Linked DNA regions of Homo sapiens: region 1 is linked to region 2. Evidence: read pairs that join two places in POLR2A ChIA-PET (ENCODE). Cell type or tissue: PC-3. All regions are shown on one strand. Each heading gives the region's core, and the rest is flanking DNA. Links, peaks and the distances in the headings are about the cores only.

The links. ChIA-PET counts read pairs that join two places held together with the same protein. Peaks named below come from ENCODE experiments on the same cell type or tissue, not always from the same donor. Only the 100,000 strongest peaks of a DNase experiment are listed, where the experiment ranks them.
Region 1: POLR2A ChIA-PET joins it to region 2 with 11 read pairs; 5 of 35 experiments call an interaction of 5 or more read pairs at or near these places.

Annotation. Positions count from the first base shown.
Region 1 is chr14:60,171,676-60,178,800 of GRCh38, reverse strand. No RefSeq gene overlaps it. Among named protein-coding and RNA genes, the nearest start is that of DHRS7, 9.8 kb to the right of the region's middle. In PC-3, for the core only: no CTCF peak of the experiment used is centred there; a DNase peak (open chromatin) is centred at 3,340; H3K4me3 peaks cover 297 bases; H3K27ac peaks cover 2,032 bases.
Region 2 is chr14:60,289,250-60,296,374 of GRCh38, reverse strand. It overlaps PPM1A (protein phosphatase, Mg2+/Mn2+ dependent 1A), which reads right to left. Exons shown (of 6, transcript NM_021003.5): 4 at 6,461-6,569; 5 at 4,921-4,978; 6 at 1-3,922. The coding sequence ends at 3,893. Among named protein-coding and RNA genes, the nearest start is that of LINC02322, 30 kb to the left of the region's middle. In PC-3, for the core only: no CTCF peak of the experiment used is centred there; no DNase peak of the experiment used is centred there.

The DNA of each region.
Region 1 (7,125 bases), core at 1,783-4,282, 120 kb after region 2:
CAAAATTTGAAATAGCATGAAGTAATACGGAGTACAAAGGAACAAACACAGCCATGTGTTGCTTAATGATGAGAATACTTTCTGAGAAATGGGTTGTTAGGCGATTCTGTCATTATATCAACATCGTAGAGTGTACTTAAACAAACCTAGATGGTATAGCTTACTACACACCTAGGATAGATACTATACCCTAGGCTACAAACCTGTATAGCATGTTACTGTACTGAATACTGTAGGCAATTAAAACACAATGGTAAGTATTTGCATATCTAAACAAACCTAAATATACTCTTAATTCGGCAATTTTACTCTTAGGAATTCATCTCATAGAAATAACAGCATCAGTATATAAGGAACACAGATACACATGGATATAAACCATTGGTTGTAGTTATTTAATACAAAAAGGAAACAGTTTTAATGCCCATCAGTAATGGATATGATTGAATAATTGTGGTATATCTATTCAATGGAATAGTAGACAGTGATTAAAAAGAAAGTGTCAAATCTACTAAATCTATCTGGAGGGATGTTCATGATATTGGTAAACTGGAAAAGCAAGTCTCAGTGTGAAGTGTATAATACAATACTGTTTTTATAAGTTCAAGCAAAAAACCATAGGGATATTGCTGATATTTGATCATTTTTAAATGAAATGAAAATGGAAATTACATAAAATTAATTATAATATTTGGGAATGTTTATATGAGAAAGGGAATGTTGTAGGAAGGCTCATCCCAGGCTCTGAGCTATGGTTAGCCTACTGTGGTAGGTGAGAGTTCACACAGGGAAGGTCATCTACTTTTCCTTATGCCTTCCTGCATCATTTATTTACATGGATTGCAATAAACTTTTGCTATTTTTAATTTTAAAAAAATCTATTAATGTTAATTTATAAAAATGAAAAAGTTTTTTATTTGAAATCTAATTTTCATCATTTCAAAGCAAGTGTTTCATTATACTGGCAACTGACTTCTGAAAAGGTAAGTTTCAGAATGTAACATGCACTTCCTAATTTAATGCCTAATGGATAACTAAATGAATAAATGAGTTATAGCATTTTGATACCTCCCCCCCCCCCACATGCATACTTCACAGCATTATTTTAATCTAATCATTAAAGTAAAAGGCCCATTCACCAGAATGTAAGTTCCATGAGGGAAGGAATTTTTGTCTGTTCTATCCATTGTTGTATTTACAGCTCATAAGCTGTTATATAGTGAGTGCAATTGTTTTTAAATGAATAAATGAATGCTTTGGTAGGGAGTGAAAAGGAAGATGAAAATTCTCCAGTAGTTTGTGTGATTCTGTGAGATGGCAGACAGTGGTAATGATGGTTTTGTATCAACTTGGGTGAGATAAGGAAATTGGTACTTTTACAATATGGTACCAAATTTTCTGTACCTAATCAACAAAAGGCAACAATATTTTTCTTTTCCTATTTGAATTAGATTTCTCTTTAATTACTCATCACTGCTGATTAATATAATAGGTTACTGATACTCTAAAGAAATACAACACACCAACGGCTGCTCCCTTTGGCAAAGTTCAGGGGTTTTATTTGTTTGTTGGGGACAGGATGTTGCTCTGTCACTCAGGCTGGAGTGCAGTGGCCCCATCAAGGCTCACTGCAACCTTGATCTCCTGGGCTCAAGTGATCCTCCCACCTCAGCCTTCTGAGTAGCTGGGACTACAGTTGCATGTCATCACACCTGCCTAATTTTTTACTGTTTTGTAGAGACAGTGTCTCACCATGTTGCCCAGGCTGGTCTCTAACTCCTGGGTTCAAGTGATACTCCCACCTTGGCCTCCCAAAGTGTTGGGATTACATAGTGTGGACCACTATGTTCAGTGAAAGTTTAGGTTTCATTCCAAATATTTTGAGTAGGTAACTGACTTTTAGGCTTTTAAAAGAGAACTCTAGCTATTGAGTAGAAAATAGACATGGGGGAGGAGGAGCGGAGAGTGACAGTCGTGGGCCCAGTGAGGAGGCCATGGCAGTGATTAAGCGGAGAGGTGGTGTTAGCTTGGACCAGGATAATAAGAATGAATGGGGTAAGAAATGGCAGGATTTGGGATGTAGTCAACTAGAAGAGAAGCACATTTAGAGCTAGAAATAGTAACTGGCTTATTTGACTATTTCAATCTACAGGGGTATACATTTGAAACAGTTTCATTTTATTCTAATTACTATTAAATCTTCCTTTCTTGTCCCTTTACAGTATTTCTGACAGGTGGCACAGTTATCTGATCATGTTCAAGCATTATAATGCCTGATCTAGCCTATTCCAGTTTAAAACTTTATCTCAATTTTAATTTCATGTTCATCTCTTCTCTACCCCCTGTCCACACATGCTCACTCCCCATCTCCCATTGCTACACATGCAGGCCAATTTTGGAATGGCAGAGGGGAGATGAAAAGGGACAAGTCACTTTTTTTTTTCTTTTTGAGACAAAGTCTCACTTTGTCACCCAGGCTGGAGTGCAGTGGCATGATCATAATTCCCTGCAGCCTCTATCTCCTGGGCTGAAGCCAACCTCATGCCTCCCCAGTGTCTGGAACTACAGGCACACACCACCTCGCTGGGCTCATTTTTAATTTTTTTTGTAGAGACGGGGACTTGCCATGTTGCCCAGGCTGGTCTCAAACTCCTGGGCTCAAGCAATCCTCCCACCTTGGCTTCCCAAAGTGCTGGGATTGCAAGCGTGAACCGCCGCACCCGGCCTTCACTTTCATTTAAGTGGTTGTGCAATTGCAAACCTCTCCACTTTGTTGATGCCTTCTGTGCAGCGGACATCCCAGTTCTTGGGTCTTTTCAGTGGTCATATGGAGGCTCTCAGAACAATTCCAAGGAGACTTCCCTCTGCCTAGTTTTCTGCCAGGGGAGATCGGATTCCAATCCAATCTCTTCTAATCTCTCAGCTCCATCCCCATGGTCTTACTGTTGGGTTCCCTTTGACATGCTGCCAGTCCTCTGATGTGGTGACATAAGTCTTGTTACCTCCCATCACTTGGGCCTCAGGAAATTCTAGAGTCCTTGCCACACCCAGTAATGGTCTTATAGGCAGCCCCACTGTGGTCCCTCTGTCTGCTTTGCCATCTCACTTCTCACTTCTCTTTTCCCTGCTTAATTAAGTCTGCTGCCTGAGCAAAAGCTAACAGCTGTCTCCCTTCTCGCCAGTCTCCCTTCTTTCAGGTGTCCCAATTCCTGTGAGCTTCCCTGCGCTTGTCTTAGAGGAGGGAGCACTCACTTTCCCTTTGCATGAGGAAGGAGGAAAAAGCCATGGGCCTTCCCTGAGGCTGTTGACTCACTGCCTCATTTCCCACAACTCTCTCTGACATCTCCTTCCAGGACAGGTTAAAAATGGGAGAGGGAATCATTGGGGTCATGTTGAGGAGTGGCATGACAGGTTCTTTTCCTATGAATAAGCCCAAGGAGATGACTGGCTCTTTTTAGAATATGGATTGTGCAAGATGTATCTTTTTTCTCAGAGCTGGATTCTAGTGGCCAATTCTGAGGCCACAAGAAAATTTCCACTCAACATCCTATTAGGGATGATTCTGAGGTTTGGGGGCTGCACAAATAGAGTATCATTTACTAAGATGGGAGAACACTGCAGGTACGAACAGTTTAGAGGTAGGAATCATGAGTTCTGTTTTAGATATTTTAAGATTGAGATGAGGATTAGGCAACTAGTGAGGATGTGAGTTTGGACCTGACAGGAGAGGTCAGTGCCAGAAACACACTTTTGCAACTCATGAGAGTACAGAGAACACCAGCATATATGAATAGATGGAGGAGAAAAGGAAGGTCGAAGACTGTCCTGGGGTACTCCAAATTCAAAGGCTAGGAAAAGGAAAAGGAGAACCCAGCAATGGAGACTGAGAAGGAACCAGCACCTATGAGCTAATGAAGTAGCACCACTGTCTGGGGTACACACCTGGGGCTCGTTGTCTCACGCCAAGGAAATCAAGGACACCAACACAAGAAGTCAGTTTAGGAGCGGAGGTTTAAAAGGCAAAAGAAAGAGAAAGAACAGCTCTGCCTCTTGCGAGAGAGAGGGGCACCCAAATCAGACTTCCAGTCCACAGCTGAGTGCACCAGATTTTATAGACAGGCTTGAGGAGGCGGTGTCTGATTTACATAGGGCCCACAGATTGGTTGGACCAGATGTGACATTTACATAATATGTGGGGAAGCTGGCTGCCCCACCCTAATCTTACTATGCAAATGGGGTCTTCACCTGGCCATTGTCATGTTTTCTCCTCCTTACTGTACACGTGGTTTGTCAAAAAGAAGGGAAGATGGGGCCGTCATTCTGATCATGCCTAGTCCCAAGTCGCCTTTTCCTATTGACCCAACTGCTGGCATTCACCCATGCAGGCTTCCAGCTTTCTTGTCTCTGTCTGCAGCTTGATTTTACAGGCTACTCTGCGTTAGAAAAGAAAATGATTTGGGGACTGCTTTTCATTAAAAGGAAAACCTTACCCTATCTGCCTAAATAATTTCTTTTTAACTTCTATATCAGTAAGAGGGAAATCACTGGAAACCAAGTAAAAAAAAAGAGGGTTTGAAAAATAAGGAAATGACCAGCTGTGTCGAATGCTGTTGAGAGGTTGAGTAAGATGAAGACTGACCACTGATCATTTAATATATCAAGATGGGGATCACTGGTGACAATAAGAAGAGTGGTTTCAGTGGAATAGTAGGGACAAAAGCCTGACCGGCATAAGTAGAAGAGAGAATGAAGATGATGAAGTGGAAACACTGCACATAGATAACTATTGAATTTTGATTTAAAGGGGTGCAGAGAAAAATGAAACAATAACTGGAGAAGAATGTGGGGGATCAAAGAAATGTTTTTTCTTTAAGATGGAACATATTGTGCATGTTTTATGCTGATGCAAATTTACAGAGGAAAAAATTTATGATGGAGGAGAGAAAATAACATGAGTAAAATTGCAATTATAATTAAGGTCAAAATTATAATAAAGTCATAATTATGATGATCTTTATAAAATAAAAGTAAAAAGCACTATATTGTGTAGGACTCTTGGTTGCAAGTGACAGAAATTCAATTTAAACTAGTTGAAAAAAAACTAGTTGAGTTAAAAAAAGGAAAGAAGTTGTTGACACAAATATCAATGGGAAGAATACAGAATGGGTCATAGAACTAGGGGAGAAGCCTCAAAAACTAGGGATTTAACAGTGACCAAGCTCTCCTCATTCATCTTTCATGTCTGTTTCTGCTTTTCTTTGCATGTTGTTCTCATTCTATCATAGTTCAAATGTGCCTCTTCCACCTGGTCAGTGAGTTTGGTCACATTTTCCCAAAGCAACAGAAAATCTCCCCCAACAGCACTAGCCAGTGAGTCCTTGGAGGGATGCTGAGTGGTTGGCTGGGCTCATGTGTCCATCCCAGAACTCATCAGTTAGACTGGGGGAATGAGCATTCTTTGGCCAGGTGTTGGTCACATATGCAGCCACTGGCTGACTAGTGCTTACACACTTTTCTTCCCTTATTATTTTTTAAAGTGCCCCTTAATGACAAAATGCAACTCTTCTGTATATAATCCATGCATTGCTTCCCAAAGAAAGACAACCCAAAGTCACTGGCATTCACCTTCAAGTCTGGTACCTGTTGATGTATATTCCTTTGGTGCAGGTGTGGTCCAAATATATTTAAATATATTAAATAATACATGTAAAAACCTCCAACACACACAATATCCAATGTTAGAGGGAAAGACAACTACAATGAGACCTCCCACTGATCCATGGCATAGTCATGTCCTGCGCTGCAGGGACAGGAAGGCCTCACTCCTTGAGAGAAAATTGCCAGTCTGGTTATGGTAAGCTCTGCACACCAGAAGGAACAAAGGTAAGGGTTTGTCTTCCCTTCCCTGCACTGTTATTGGAGCCAGTGAGGGGTATGAGAACTGCCTCAGAGATTGTGCCATTTAGGCCCAAAGTTCTCTGACAACACAACTCCCTTACCAGGCAGTCCACTCTGTTTCCTGGGAACCCTGTGATTGGTGAGGAATCCTGATGAGGGAAAGGGTGCAGACCTGGCCTAGCTAAGGGGGTGTTTCCTGGAGACACAGGGGGAGACATTACACAGAGGGCACAGCCTGTCATGTGTGCTTTTCAGCAAAACTCCGTTAAAAAAAAACAAACTTTTTTTTTTTTTATTCCCTCAATCCACCTGCCCAAGGGCAACTGTCCAGGGCGTCCTCTTTGCTACATGCCAGGTAATGAATTTATCCACAAATTGTGCAAACAAGACGTATTGTTCCCTGGCTGCTTGTACTTTTGTCTCTCTCTTCACCCTTTTAAATAATGCTTTGCCTTTGTTCCTTGAATCTTCTCTTTCATGTATATAAGTAAGCTATCTACTTGCAATAACTAACTCTTTCTGAAGTATTATTTTTTGAGACAGGCTCTTGCTCTGTTTCCCAGGCTGGAGTGCAGTGGCACAATCATGGCTCACCACAGCCTCCTGGGCTCATGTGATCCTCCTGCCTCAGCCTCCAGAGTAGCTGGGACTACAGGTGTGTGCTACCATGCCTGGCTAATTTTTTTGATTTTTTTATAAAAATGAGATCTTGCTACGTTGTCCAGGCTGGTCTCAAACTTATGAGCTCAAGCAATCCTCCCACCTCTGCTTCCCAAAGTGCTGGGATTAGAGGTGTGAGCCACCACGCCCAACTTAAGTATTATTTTGACACTAGTGAAAACTTTAAAAAGTTCCCACACTCCTAGGAAAAATTTACAGCCAGGATACAAGATCAACCACCAGAAATGATTTTAAATCTACTTAATCCGTCAACAACTCACCTCTGCAAGCATGATTCTGGAAGCCAACCCAGCAGCGAAAACCCCTTGCTTGTGAAAGCAAACCACCTGGGAATGGACTGCTTCAATGAACACACCACTGAGTGCCAATCTACTAAAGTCTCACTCAAGTAACTACAGTTCTTCAGCTGACATCAACCTACTCTGCCAGTCACCAAACTCCATGCTTCTGCAGAGCTGTATTAAGATCAGTTCCCTGATCTGCTTAGAGAGACTGGGCCTGGTCAGCATAGCTCTCCCTTATATACCTAAGCAATAAATTCAGCTT
Region 2 (7,125 bases), core at 2,115-4,614:
TGAACTAAAAGTATATACCATGAAATTCAAAATTAAAACAAAACGAAAAATGGAGAAAAAAAGCAGTACCCAATTTCATCAGTTCTTTCAGAAATCACAAGTTGAACTCCAAATGAGTTTGTCCAGTAAAGATGGGCAGTGAAATTATTTTAAAATATTAAAACACATAGTAATAATTTGGCTAAAATTTGATATTAACACTGGCAGTGTGTTACAAAAACACAGAGTTCTACTTAAGATAAATTTAGCTAGAGATATTTACATTTTTAAATGCCTTAAACTCAAACCCCACCTACATTTCCATGGCTGGATAATTTTCAGAAATCTACTACCTATTCCTCTGAGTTACTGCTGTCAGCAGGAAGAATAAAGGCCGTTGGATAAATGCAATCAAGGATACTGAATGGGCTTAAGCCTCTTCAGTCCAATTTTATTCTTATGCTAAGCAAAATTTTCTTCTGAATTACTCTTTAACTTTAGAGAGAAGAAAATAAACTGGAGAACAGTTTTCAGGTGAGTAAAGGAAGTATAAACAAGGTCTTTAGGGCAGGGGCCTGCCTTGATCAGCTAAGTACCTGGTAGATAGCAGGTGGGCAATAGATATATATATATATTTTTTGATGAGTGATCCAGTTATAATACTAACATACACTAGATTATAAATTGTCCAGATGTAAACTTGAAGCCAAGGATCTACTCATTTCTTTACAGTCCCAATGTGCTTAGCCTAGAACAGTGTTTTACCAATAATACTCGAAACATTTTGTAAAAAAACTGAGTTATTAGCTGGGTTAATATATAGTCCTATGAATGATCACTAAAAGTACTGCTGTAATTCAGATTACTTGAATTACATAACTAATTTATTACTTAATCCAAATTTCTTAATGTTGAGATTAGTATAAAAAATTAAGTGGCTAGAGCAGTTGCATTAAGTACTCTAGAAGCAAGTTAATGCACTATAAAGTAAAAATATGTTTGAGATACTTCCAAAGCTGAATTAAGTTATCACTTTGATTTTTTAAAGTATATGCTAATATTGAGAACTGCTTCTATTGTCTATAAAAGTATATTCCCAAGAAAGTGGAAATTAGGAGATTCTACCCTGTTAATGAAAGAAAGATCAGTGAAATTTTTTAATGTTAGGGTAAAACAGAGCCTGCTATACAAAATGTTATTTCCTATTCATAGCAGCAAATAAGACATTTAAATGATAAAAGTATATTTTGAGTACTATATTATCATCACATAAGAACTTTTTCCCTCCAAAGAACAGAACACATCAAACATTTTTGAGGCATTGCCCTGAGATGCTAATTAGCACAAAAAAAGGGGATGGGGGTGAAGAATTTAAGTGGTACAAGAATGAAGTGCACAATAGAGGTGCAAAAGTGCCTTTAAAAAGTATGGTTGGTTTCCCCCCACTATTACCTCCAGGAATCAGGAACACACACAGTCTGCTGTTATAATGTATACTTCCTTCCTGTATTTTTATAGTAAAAAAATTATTAGTATGGCAGTGCTGACTCATGTGGAAAAGATTTAGTCTTCTCACATCACTCAAATACGGTTCTCTCTCGTGTCCAAGCCTAATTTCAATACTAATAATTTTGACAGGAATATTTTAATTTTCTCTTGTTTAAAGACTCAAAAAAAAAAGGCTCTAAATATGCTGTTATGGTTTGAAATACAGCTTTCCATCACATACTCTACTTGTGACTTAAGTTTTGCATCTCAAAAGATTACACAGTCCAGTTCAAAGTTTTGCAATTTCTGGAACTAAAGTTGTCAGTCTACTTAAAATATTAAGGAACTGGTTTGTTATAATAGGGATTTAGCTTTCAGTACCAGTATGTCTGGTAATTAGTCTATACTAGAAGCACTGGTATTCATTAAATGCACATTTAGATGCTTGCAAAGCCATAACTTAGAACATTATCATACTTCGCACTCTACCACAGATTTAGACATTAAGTATTTATTGTAAGTATGGAATTGGTTCTGTAATTTCAACTGATATGAATTTCTAAATATAAATAGTACTTCAGTTTTTCCTCATTCATGCTGGAATAAGATATAAATTAAATACAATTAAGTTACATTTAATCACCTCACAAAATAAGAGGGATAATGAAAAGATTTTGCTGGTATTTAACTACTTAAATCTGAGACATTTCACATTACTTTCCCCACTACTCCCCTAACTTTACATTAATTTTAAGGCTATATATACAAATATGTATATTTCCAAGTTAGGGAAAAAACAAATATAACAAAATGGACTATACTGGTTTTTATACACAAAATTTTGATTTTGTATTCAATGTTGTATTTTAGTCTTACATTTCAACAGTTTTCTAGTGGGAATCTGCCTACTGAATGATTACATGGTGATAAATACAATATTCAACCTAAAGAGACAAAAATACAGAAGGGCACGGAACAGTAATCTTTTCAATGCGACAGATTTTAAAACTTACTTTCACATGCTTAATCAGAGGAATTTAAGCCTAAATTAAATTAGGTTATTTTTATATCTACAATTCCTTAAGCTTTGAAAGTTATTTGTAAAGGCCAACAGCTAAATATTATCAACATGCTATATTTCAAATCACAAATACATCTTAACCACTTGGATTCTAAAGACATGGGCCAATTAAAAATCACAGGCAAACACACACTCACAAACACACACACACACACCCCTACCATAGAGTGTTAGATTGTCAAACTTTGACAATAAATATTTTAATTAAACAGTAGGCAAATCCAAGCTGATACACATCTTAATGAAAAATAAGCAGCCTGAAAGAAACCTATTTAAAAAATAGATTAAGGTACAACCAAGAATTAAATCTTTTAGTCTTTCTAATGGAAGGAAAGTTTCATCTATGCCTTGAGTGACAGTGTTGTCCAATTAAAAGAGACTAACATCTTTCCCTATGAGAAACGTCTCATTACAACGGCACAGTGTTTTAAAAGGCCAGGGTAAAAGAGGAATTACACATACATGATTAAGTTTCTTGTTTGTTAAATCAAGCTTTATTGATAAAATGGAATTCAGAATATCTTACTAGGAACAGCAGCAGGCCCAGCCAATCATGATAGCAAAAATGTGGCAGTTTCCTACTATATGTAGGAAGCTGCTGCTTATCAATTAGTAATTAAATGTAAGGACTTGAAAAGAGGTGCAAAGAAACAAGGCATTTAGCCCCAAGATTGAGATTCTTATGAATACACTGTATTATTACCTGCAATACTCATGGAAACAACGAAGGAACATCCTGAAAGACAGTTAAATGAAGGGACTGGCTTTATCAACAATGCCAACTCCCCTACCAAGAACATTTAAGATAGTTTTCAATAACTCCTTGGATGTTCAGCTTTGTAAGATTTTGAGGTTATTTTCCATAATCATCTGCACATTTGAGCGTGTAGCTGACATGGCTGCTGCTCTCCCTGTTCCAACCCCAAGTCCAAACACAACATGACTTGAAAGGGCTATATATCTGTTGCATCACACAATAAGCCAAACATTTCTTGTAACTTTGATAGTGATTTAAAGCAGTTCATAATTAAATATGAGCATTTTGTACAAGGACAATTACACTTTACAAAAAAACAAAATCATACAACAAAAATTGCTGGAGTCTGATTTACAACACGAATTATGGTTTGAAATCACGCTTACATAAGTCTCAAATTTACAAAAAAAAAAAAAAAAATCAGTTCTGGGCTAGCTGTTGTACTGCTGAAGTTCTCTGATGTAATCATTCTCACCCATGTCATATCCCCTTCCTTAAAGTTGAGGATGGATGTTAAAAGTTTCAACAAAGTTGAGCTGTACTCTCCTTTGGAGGTGAAGGTAAACTCCATGGCTAGATGAGCAGTTTTACCACATATCATCTGTTGATGTAGAGTCCTTTGTAAAAGGAAGCAAAATAAGGAACAACGTTAAAATTTAGCGGTGCCAAAATACACCATACTTTCTGGATAATGGAGAAAGATAATGTTCTGTAAAGATGACTTTTAGAATATAAATGTTTTTTAAAGTATATAAGTATATATGTGTACATATGAAATAGCAATGTTTAATCTGTTCAAAGAATTGTTAATCCTTTGTTTTGTTTTGGAAAATATTTGAAATGCGGTTTTATGATGAGGCTGTCCAAATGTATTACTCAATCAATAAATCTACTAAAAAGAATTTTTTAATGAAATCCAATACAGTTTTAGAATACCACTTTTATAAACCTTTAATGCATCAGAAAAGATTAAGAACTCAATATGTGAGGAAGCTTCATAATGCAATACATAAAATATTTCAGAGCTGTGCCCACATGATCTTTAAGTTATCACTTTTCTATAAACATCATACAACAGAATTGCAACAGAACACTTAACTGGAGAGTATGGCATTCTAATGTCTATTTATGCAAACAATTCTCTAATATTTAAGTGAAGTATATACTTCAGGATTCCTGACAAAGGTATTTCCAACCATAAGAACTATTTAGTTGAGACAGACATTCCGAAGTTCTGCTGCAGCTGCTTACAAAACTCAGAATAAGACAATATTCTGAGTAGAGATAGTCCCAACTTCGGGAAAAAAAAAAAAAAAAAACCATGTAGTGGAGGCAAACCTTCTGAAGTTGATTGTTTGTAAAGACTTAAAAAATCTAGAATAATTCAAAAGGACTTTCTTCTTTTTTGAGAGAGGTGGCCACTCACCATGATTATGTCCTCAATCACTAGAACTGTGGTGCAGGCAGAGATCAGAGCAAGCAGAGTTCAGAGCAATCAATCAGGGGTGTGTGTAAGAGAATGGGTACAGTGAACAGCTCTGCAAAAACAGGTAGGAAGGATATGCATTTAGAGTGGAGGGGAAGGGAAAGCAGAGGGAGCTAAAATGCTACTTACAGTGTCGTCATTTTTGTAAGGATTCAGTCTATTGTAAACGGCTTCAATAACATTCCTCCTAAGTGTAAAAAAATGCAGAAAATTAATTCTTCAGAAAGCAAAACATTGCTTAGTAACTCATAGCCAGGTGTTTATTAAAATTTCTAAGATAATCTTATACTCAGATATTATTTTAGTTCTATTTCTTGCTGTCAATAGTGAGCCTCACTTTTAAGATATTTGGGCTCCTATGTTAAAGCAGAGGTGAGTCTACTCTAAAATGTGTTATAACACTCTACCAACCCAGTTAATAGAAGGCTAAAAATTACAGATTAAAAAAAAAGTCTATATAGTCTACTTCCATTTGAATTGGTTTAAATGGTTATGAGTCATCAATGGCAATGCCATTCTTAAGATATAATACTAACATAAGCTAGTTGAGTTGCATCGTAGTTTTGAAGTCTCAGATTATACTTTATATTTAAGCTTCTACTTTTCTTAATGCCCTTTTCAAAAGTTCTATTAAAACTGAAATGTCAAATAAGACATTTCCATGACAAGTCTAGGAATTAGTTTTGAGTAACACTTTATTAAAAATCTGTAGTATATTTATAAGTTATAGTCTCCCTACTTCCAAAATTGACTTGAAGCAATTTTATAGATCGTTTCATAGAAAGTCATATGGAAAAAAAAAGTTTCCAAAAAATAAAAGCTTCAAACAGGAGCTTTTACAATCACTATTTAGTGATTACAAAGAACATGGTCACACTTGCAAAACACAGTAGAGAATCGAGAAAATTAGTCAATAATATATCTTCACTGTAAGTACAAGAAGTCTTCACTTGTAGTTTTAGCACATTTACTCTATATCCAAATTCAAGCTAAAGGTATTTGCAAGTTTTATGTTTGTAAGTCAATTATATGGATATTTGAGGTAAAAATGTTTTAACCCTTGGAATTGCTTGAATTTTCCACTTTATTATGTAAAGGTGTAAGCTTAATATTTAACACAAAGTAGTCCAATTCTATGAACTAAAGTGGAAAGGGAAAAGACAAGAAATATATTCTATCTTCTTCCCTGACACCTAAAACCAACTAACCAGCAATCAACAACCAAAAATACTGGGAAAATCAGGCATAGAAACATGGTCCATATGAGGAAGGGGAATTTTCAGGGTGTTAAGTTACTCAGGGATTGACCAAATCAAATTATACTACTACTAACAACGACACTTAGAATTTTGTAAATTTTTATGTAGTGCTATGTAATTTAGTTTAAAAAGTTCTTTCAGTATATTATCTCGTTTATGCTCTATGAGGAAATCAATGCCAACCAAGCTTCCAATAAAGACAACCCTCACTGCAATTAGTTACAATGATACTGATACCTATGTCTAAACAAACTCTAGATATTCTAATACTAAAAAAAAATTGAAATCACAGGTTAAAACACAGATAACTGCATCAGTTCAGAAATTAGGCAAACAAACATTTTATCAATGAATACCTAACATTTTCATACACTGACATAAAGCATAAGAGTGTACAGAATGTAACTTACTTGCTTGCCAATTCACCCCCTGGTGGGAGGCTGGGGATGTTCTCACTCGCTAATGTGCGCATCACATGGACTAAGTCGGGGACGCCTTCCCCCTGCTTCTTTATGATTTCTGGGAATCAGAAGTACTTTTTTTGTAAGTGTTATCCAAATTTAATTGAAAAGAAAACCGAAACAAAGATAACCTAGCTTTTTAAAGATGGCATTTACCACATCTGAGATTTTTCTAATCTGGTATCATTTAAAAAAAAAAAAAATCAGGTTGACCTTTGAAGATTTATGACAAAAAATGCACAAAATGACATATAAGATTAACTTCAAATCAAAATTAAAATGTGAAAAAATATTTCATGTTAAATCAGCATATTATATAATCAAGGATATGTGTGCACAAGTGAGAATACCCTTTCTTAAGATGTCAACTAGTTTCTTCTTACATCACTCCTCTCTTTAGACTGGAAACATGTTTCCTGAACTTTGCCCTATATAATACACTGCGTGGAATTTTAAAAAATAAACAATTTCAAGATTTGAAAATAACAACCCTTAATTATAGGGGAATTTATAGATTATATACTAACTCAATTATTTTTATGTATATATTTATATTTGCAAAATGATACTTAAATAGCATGCACAGATTATGTACTTGAACATCACTGTCTCAG